Regions from separate parts of the Mus musculus genome. Here region 1 is linked to region 2. A link is a contact called in ENCODE Hi-C or POLR2A ChIA-PET data. All regions are on one chromosome and are shown on one strand. The core of a region is the stretch at or near the end of the contact, and the rest is flanking DNA. Distances in the headings are between cores, read along the strand shown.

Region 1 (3,507 bases), core at 321-2,820, 38 kb before region 2:
ACAAGGTCATGGATCATGGAAGGACACGAACTATAGCCCAGATCTCTTTCTACACCATTCTAACACTCACTTTCTAAGGTCCAAATGTGACATAATTCTTTTCTTACAAACTCAAAGGTCATGTATCCTATTAAATAGTCTTTGCCTGACTCCACTAAATCATAGGACAGTGGGGTCAGGACAGAACTCATCGTACTGTCTAAAGAATCAAAAGAACCAGAGATAATTTAGCTGCAAATCCCTTTCATTGGCCAAAAGTTAAATGATTTGTTCAGATAAATGAGTTTGATTTTGCAGTTTGATTTTAAGTAATTTGATAAAGAAAACTTCAAATGATAATGCCTCCTGGGAGTAAGGCACATAATTTTTAAAAATTATTAATTCTATGTTCCAAGTTGATCCAAAACAAATTCACAAAAGTAATCATGAAAGGTTGCCAGAAAATGTCTACAGTTATTTTATGGATTTCTTTTTATGAACAAAATACATTCTTTACAGTAAACATTATACGTTTCTAGGGCTGTAAGGTTAGTAGTGGGAAACCATCTGACAGGCATAGTCAATTTTCTAGACGTCTCATAACAGTCAAGGTCAAACTGTTCACTCTTCTCATCTTTCCACCTAGTATCTGGAAAGCAACTATCGGTGACTTCAAAATATTTGATTCTGTATTCTGACAAATACAAACGATCACACCCTGATTCAGAAAGTTCTGTGATATTAGCTGCCATGAACAACAAGAAGAGAGGGTCTGCAGGGTCACTGCTCAGGCTATGATCCTTTAGTGACACCATGAAAGCCACTACTTTGTCTATATCTTCCAGTTTTTCCACCTACCAAGTTGGGGGAAAAATTATCTCACATCTATGTCGTCAGATAAAACATCTGTAACATTAGTAAACAGCCTTGACATCTGCTGCAAAGGTGAGAAAGCACTCTTATCGTGACTATTTATTATGGTGGGGCCCAGAATAGTCCTTCTTGTGTCTATGACCCCGAGTCTCCTCAAAGGGTAGTAGTGGATATAGCTTCTGCAAACTCCATGCCCGGCAACCACGGATAAATGAGGCGACGAGTCTCTGCTACTGGTGGGAAGTGAAGGCTTCAAGCACCCGGCTTTAGAGGAACCCACAACCACCGCGCCCCCCAATCACCTTGTCATCACCTTGAGGAACAGAAAACCACCCTGGGGGAGCATGGATTCCACCCTCAGAAAAAAAGGAGTGCCTCCACCCTGGACCAGGCTGCCGCTGCTTAAACCCAAGCTTGCCGGCGGGCGGGGATGGGAACTGCGAACAGCCTGTGCCAGGGACGCCTTGACCTAGGACAACGCAGGAACCCACAAGGGCGCTGGGCCTGCAACCGCGACAGGTGCACGGAACGTCAGCCGCGAATCGAGCCCGCCTCGCCTGGCCTCGCCTACAGCCGCGGGCAAGGCAGGAGGCTCCCCGCCCCCGTAAACCCACGTCTCTGGGCTCGCTTACCTGCAGCCGGGTGACCAGGAGGCTGTAAGGCGCCATTTTGTGCACTGACAAAGATGAGGTCGCATGAAAGTGACGTGACAAATGGCGCCCTTAAAAAAGCATCGAAGGGGGCGGGGCTTACAGAGAGACGAGTCAACCGCGAGGGTGGGGCCTCCTCCCGCAGCCAAGAGTGCAGATAGCACAGTGGGCGGGGCTTACATGACGGAAACCCGGCGTGGAAAGCAAAGATGCGGGGAAACTGCCAACTCGGCGTTCGGCGCAACCTTGTCACCTTTGCCCTTGGGTGTGGAAGCTGGAGGGGAGGCAGGAGTTCAAGGTCATCCAGGAAAGAGAATATCCCCAAATCAACATACTTGGCGGAAGCATGCAAGAAGCCCTGGCGTCAATCCCCAACACAGAATGCAACATATGTAGAATTTTTACCCAAGAACAAACTTCAGTTTATGAGTTCAAATCTGGAAGTAAAGAGAATTTTATTCAAAAACCTTTGGTGCACCTGCAAGGACCTAGCGAGGAAACTCTCGCGAGATCTAGCCGGTTTTGGTGCCCCCCCCCACCCCCCGAGGCTAAAGGCTGACGGACAGCTTAATGGCCAATCACGGAGGAACGGAAGTAAGCACGCCGTAGGTTAAAGGTCGGGCGGAAGTTCCCTAAGCTTCCGGCCGCCGGCTTGGAAAAAGAGTTATGGCTAAACATCATCCAGATTTGATTTTCTGCCGCAAGCAGGCTGGTGTGGGTGAGTTGGGGACGTGCTCCCTTTTGGTTGAGTGGGATGGGATTAGAAAGTGGGGGACTAGGGACTTCAGCCTCCTCTTTAGGGCTCTGGTTTGCCGTGTCCACGTTTCGCGCCTTACGGTGCCTGGGTATTCTAGCAGCGCTCACCGGCTTGTGGCATCTTAGAAGAGGGCAGCAGCGCGCATCCGGGAGTCTAAGGCTGGCGGGATCCTCTGTGCCAGGTCTGGAGAAGCCGGTCTAGAATACTTTGAATTTTGGGGGGTTCCAGACATTTTTTTTATTTTTGACATGGCCTTTGGTGTAAAGCAAAATTTAGGGTCGTGGGCCGGGAACTCTTGTCTGTAATCCCAGCACCTGGGAGGCAGAAGGCTGGAAGATTGCTGCGAGTTCGAGCCTGGCTAGAGCTTAAAAGCTAACTCAAGCTACACAGTGGGATTCTATCACAAAAAAGTAGGGGGTGGGGGACAGTGGAGAGGGAGGAAAGGAGAATGTGACCACGATCCTGTACGGTTGACTGTAATCATTGCTACCTTCGCCATCCTCTATACTCAGTTTGACGAAAAACTTTGCTTGCTACCTCACAACCTTAATTTTAACGATGTTTTACTATCTTTGACCTTGCAGCTATCGGAAGACTGTGTGAAAAATGTAAGCCGAACACGCCCTCTCAGGCCTTGACACCTTTACTCTTTGAAGAGTCGTCAATTCCAGTGGAACAGCAAAGAAGTCTTTTTTTGGGGGGGGGGGTGTTTTAAGACAGGGTTTCTCTGTATAGCCCTGGCTGTCCAGGAACTCACTCTGTAGACCAGGCTGGAACTCAGAAATCCGCCTGTCTCTTCTTCCCAAGTGCTGGGACTAAAGACGTATGCCAACACTGCCTGGCTAGTAAAGAAGTCTTAAATAGATAAACCAGCCTGCAGAGGATACTAAATACCTGGCTGCCACCAAAGACTGCCCCACCATCCTCCCACTTAAGCATGCAATTTTTAATACTTCATATTTAGGTTTTGAAAAAAAATGTCTACTTTTGGACAGTAAGATTTGTCAAGAGTAGTGGGGACCTTCCCAGCCCAATGACATTTGTCAATTTGTTGACAGTAACTACATAGACTTAAAAGCTCCCAGACACTAATACAAACTCTTTCCATGAACTACTAAACTGAGACGGGTACAGGATAAGGCTTATGCTGTCAAGGTAGAAGAAGGTCCTAAGGTCACTGTCAGAAGGAGACTAGTGATTTCCCGCATAGGGCAGAGGAGAGATCTTAGGGGAGTAATCGCTATTGGC
Region 2 (3,484 bases), core at 771-3,270:
TTTCACCCACCTCTGTGGACCTGGCCAACCACGCCCATTGGCGCGGGGTGTGCTTCACTTCCCTGGGGGCTGTCAGAGAAAGCAGGAGGCTCCCAGCGCTACTCCCCCGCCCCGCAGAGCGCACAGGAGGAAGAAGGAAAGGAGGGTTATGTAAGGCGAGTCGAGGGCCGGGCAGGCGGGGACGTCCTCCTATGAATAGCCTGCTGTTCCCTGCGCGTGACTACACAGCCCCCTCGGCGCCCGCCGTGCTGGCCTCCGTGTCCAGGGCCTGAAGAGGGAGGAGCATGAGTAGGGATTTAGGGAGGGAGGAGGGTAGCTGGGATGCTAGGACAGAGGAGTGGAGTCGGTGTTTCAGGAGTACCTGCGCATGAGGTCCTCGGCCTCAGCTCCACGCCCCACCCCCACTCCCTGCCAGGCCACAGTTCGATTCCTGCGGCCTCCTTGCGATGAGGATGAGATCCGCCTTGAGGATATTTATCTGGGCCCTGCAGCCTAGAGCCGGTTCTGCGGGTGCCAGGGCTGGCACAGACCCTCACTCCTGGAAAAGAAGGAAGTGGGGGTGGGGGTGGGGTGGGGCAAGACCGTGGCGGATTACAGACTGCATTTTCTCTCTTGATCAGGGCATCGTCCTCTACTTCTGTGCTGCCCCAGGGAGGCGCCCCTAAAGCAGGGTTGCAGTCACTGCAAGGCTGCTCAACACTGCTGGATCCAGGTTTCCACAACAGTCACCCCCCACCCCACCCCGAAACCTCAGCGCGCGCACTTATACACGGGTCACCTTAGCAAAAGCTGAGGTTCTGGGTTCTCAGAGTTTGGTTTGATTTTGCTTTGTTTTCTAACAGTCAGTCGTTAGACATCCCAGGCTGGCCACTGAACCCACGAGAGTCTGTTTACCTCCAAAGTGTCTCTCTCCAAACTGTCTCTTTATAAACTCTCCCCAGAGTTTATAAAGTTTGGGAACCAAGTCAGGTAGGAGGGGCAGGCCGGGGATTGAGGCTGCATTGATTTTATGAGGTGGGTGGAAAGTCGGGGCAGAGAGCATGTGATAGATAGATGGAGGACAGATGGGGCCAGGAACAGCCAGTCTTGACCTTTCAGTCCCCAGCCCTTTAATGCTTACTACTAGATACAGCCAACCCCAGCCTGGACCTGGACCTTGCCCCCATTTATCAGGTTTGGAGAGGACATGAGACTCGAACAAAGCCCGTTCCAGAATGCGGCGGACTCAAGACCCAATTTAATTCCTTTATCCTGGCATTGGTTAGACATTGACACCAGGATTGGAGAGATGAATAAAAATGAGGGTACAGCTATTAAGAAAAGGTTGGCCCAGGAAGAGAAAAACCATAGCAATAATCACTGCCATTATCATGACTGTGGTCTGACGGCGCAGTGGTGGCTCAGGGCTAAAGCCTGCTAGAAGGTTCCTGGGCAGAGACAGGTGAGGTCAAGCCACACAGCAGAGGCAGTACAAGTAACTGTTCAGAGGCCTGAATCAGCAATCACTTCAGAGATCTGGGAGCTCCTGGTGAGGCTGAGGCTTATGGGTGCAGATTCAAGAGAGAGGAGGCTGCCCTGAGGAGAATCTTGGTCAGATGATGGGCTGGACTTTGTTCAGAGCACAGCAGGGGCAGGAGGGGAAGAGGGAGAGGTGAACTCCAGCCTCTTTCTCACCCCTAAGGTCCATCTTGGCGATAGAGCTGGTTCCTTTCTCACTAGCTACTGAACTAGGAAGGCCAGATCCCATCCTAGCCATCCGTGATGTGCTTGGGGGTCTGGCTTGGAGCAGGCCACTCTGTCCACCCTGGGTCTTGGTGTCATCTATAACATTGACAGCGCTACTCCCGACCTAGCCGCTCCTGCTGCTGGGAGTGAGGAGCAGGGACGGGGGACGGGGGGGGGGGGTTGGGGGGGTTGGGGGGGGTGTGTGGCTCTGATAGCCCATCAGTCACATCAAAGGCTGAATGAGCATCTGCTCTGGGAGTCTGCCTCAGCCCTCCACTGAGGGGAGGGAGGCTCTCTGCCAACTAATGCTCCTCTCACCCATGCCCAGCAGACTTCCAGGATCACAAATGCTAAGCCAGACTCGCTAGCTTGTGTCCAGGGACTCCCATCTCTCTCCAAGTGGGGTCTCAGGCACAATCTCCCTGGTCCCCATTTTTTTTTTCAGATGCAGTTCGGAATCTCTTGAGGAATGTGACTGGTGACCCCTTTTGACCCTAGACAGGTGATGTCTGCAAACACAGCTTCCAGGCACAGAAAGGGGTAGCTCAGAAGCCCCTCAGCTCCTCCCCCTGCCATGTCCCCTCTCTGCTATTTCCAGCCTCTGCCAGGGACATCCTGTGCCCCTGTGATGTCACTAGGCCCTAGGAGACCAGGCTCTAGCTGACAGGATGTATTTTTAAACTCTCAGACCTTGGCCAGCTCCCCACCCTCCCCTCAGCTTACCCCACCTCACACTCCCTGTCCTGTTCCCAACATCTCAAATTAGTACGTAGGCTTGGCAGGCACCCTTCAGGCTCCTGAGAGGCCATGGGGAAGCCAGGCCAGTGCTCAGTGTTTGTAGTCACAAAATCCAGGCCTGCCCAGGTAAACAGATGGGTCTCATGAGAAGGAGCTGCTTGAGTCTCCAGGAGGAACCTAAAACCCAGAGAGTAGAGGGGAATCCGAGATCCCAAGGCCAGGGCTGACAGTCATCAGGGAGGCTCTCTTGGAGCAGCTACCCAAGCTGACTTTGGTTTTCTTTTTGTTTTTTTTAAAGATAAGGACCTAGCTGTGTAGACCAGGCTGGCCTCCAACTCACAGACATCCACTTGCCTCTGCCTCCTGAGTGCTGGGATCAAAGGTTTGATCCACCATTGCCTCTTAACAGTTCAATTTAGAGCAGCAAGAAGGTAAGGCATAGACTCTGGACCTAGACAGACCTCAGTGTGAATCCTGCCCATGGCATTTCTCAGCTGGACTGCTCTGTGCCACTGTTACTTGCACAGTGGAGTTACCAAAATGTAGTTCCAGAGGGGCTGGGAAAGACTGCTTGGGAACACACCCGAGAAACACCAAGCTTATGTCCTGACAACTAGGAGTGTTTGGACAGCGCCAGCTTCTTTGTCTCTCTGTAAACACTGCTGGGAAACTTTAACAGTCCAGTTGTGGATCCTGGGACTCCAACCTGGTCCTTGTCCCCAAGGCTTAGAAGTCTAGAGGTTATGGGGATATGAAGGAGAGTACAATGCTGACAGGGCCTCCAGGAGACATCTGGGGTCAGGGGAGTAGCCTTGACACTTCGTGCGAAGGATGAGGGCCTCAGGCTCTACATACCCCTGAGGACTCACTTCTGGCAAATGGTTCAGGATGCTCTGAGAACTACAGAGCCCTATATATGCTTAGAGTCCCCAAAACTCTGGGAACCTTTCTACCTCCTGCTAACAGCCCACTCCCTTTCATCTCCCCAAGGGACATATTATCCCTTGAACCAAAAGAGCAG

What was found. Hi-C counts contacts between places; a loop is a spot of excess contacts on that map. ChIA-PET counts read pairs that join two places held with the same protein, here RNA polymerase II (POLR2A).
Region 1: a map of gastrocnemius shows a loop between it and region 2 (2.8-fold over the local background). The contact joins the promoter of Aco2 here to the enhancer-like site in region 2. A Hi-C loop is called at or near these places in 4 of 37 maps with a recorded cell type or tissue (gastrocnemius and heart). POLR2A ChIA-PET finds 5 or more read pairs at or near these places in 4 of 5 experiments (Patski and embryonic stem cell).

Annotation. Positions count from the first base shown.
Region 1 is chr15:81,870,526-81,874,032 of GRCm38, reverse strand. It overlaps Aco2 (aconitase 2, mitochondrial), which reads right to left and starts at 1,570. Exons shown (of 18, transcript NM_080633.2): 1 at 1,485-1,570. The coding sequence starts at 1,520. It overlaps Phf5a (PHD finger protein 5A), which reads left to right and starts at 2,141. Exons shown (of 4, transcript NM_026737.3): 1 at 2,141-2,220; 2 at 2,844-2,867. The coding sequence starts at 2,169.
Region 2 is chr15:81,833,319-81,836,802 of GRCm38, reverse strand. No RefSeq gene overlaps it. Among named protein-coding and RNA genes, the nearest start is that of Tob2, 23 kb to the left of the region's middle. Within about 2 kb of position 2,020, at least 2 of the 3 ENCODE cell types and tissues checked have a DNase peak (open chromatin) inside an H3K27ac peak, as active enhancers do; they include gastrocnemius and heart, where a contact is called at or near this core.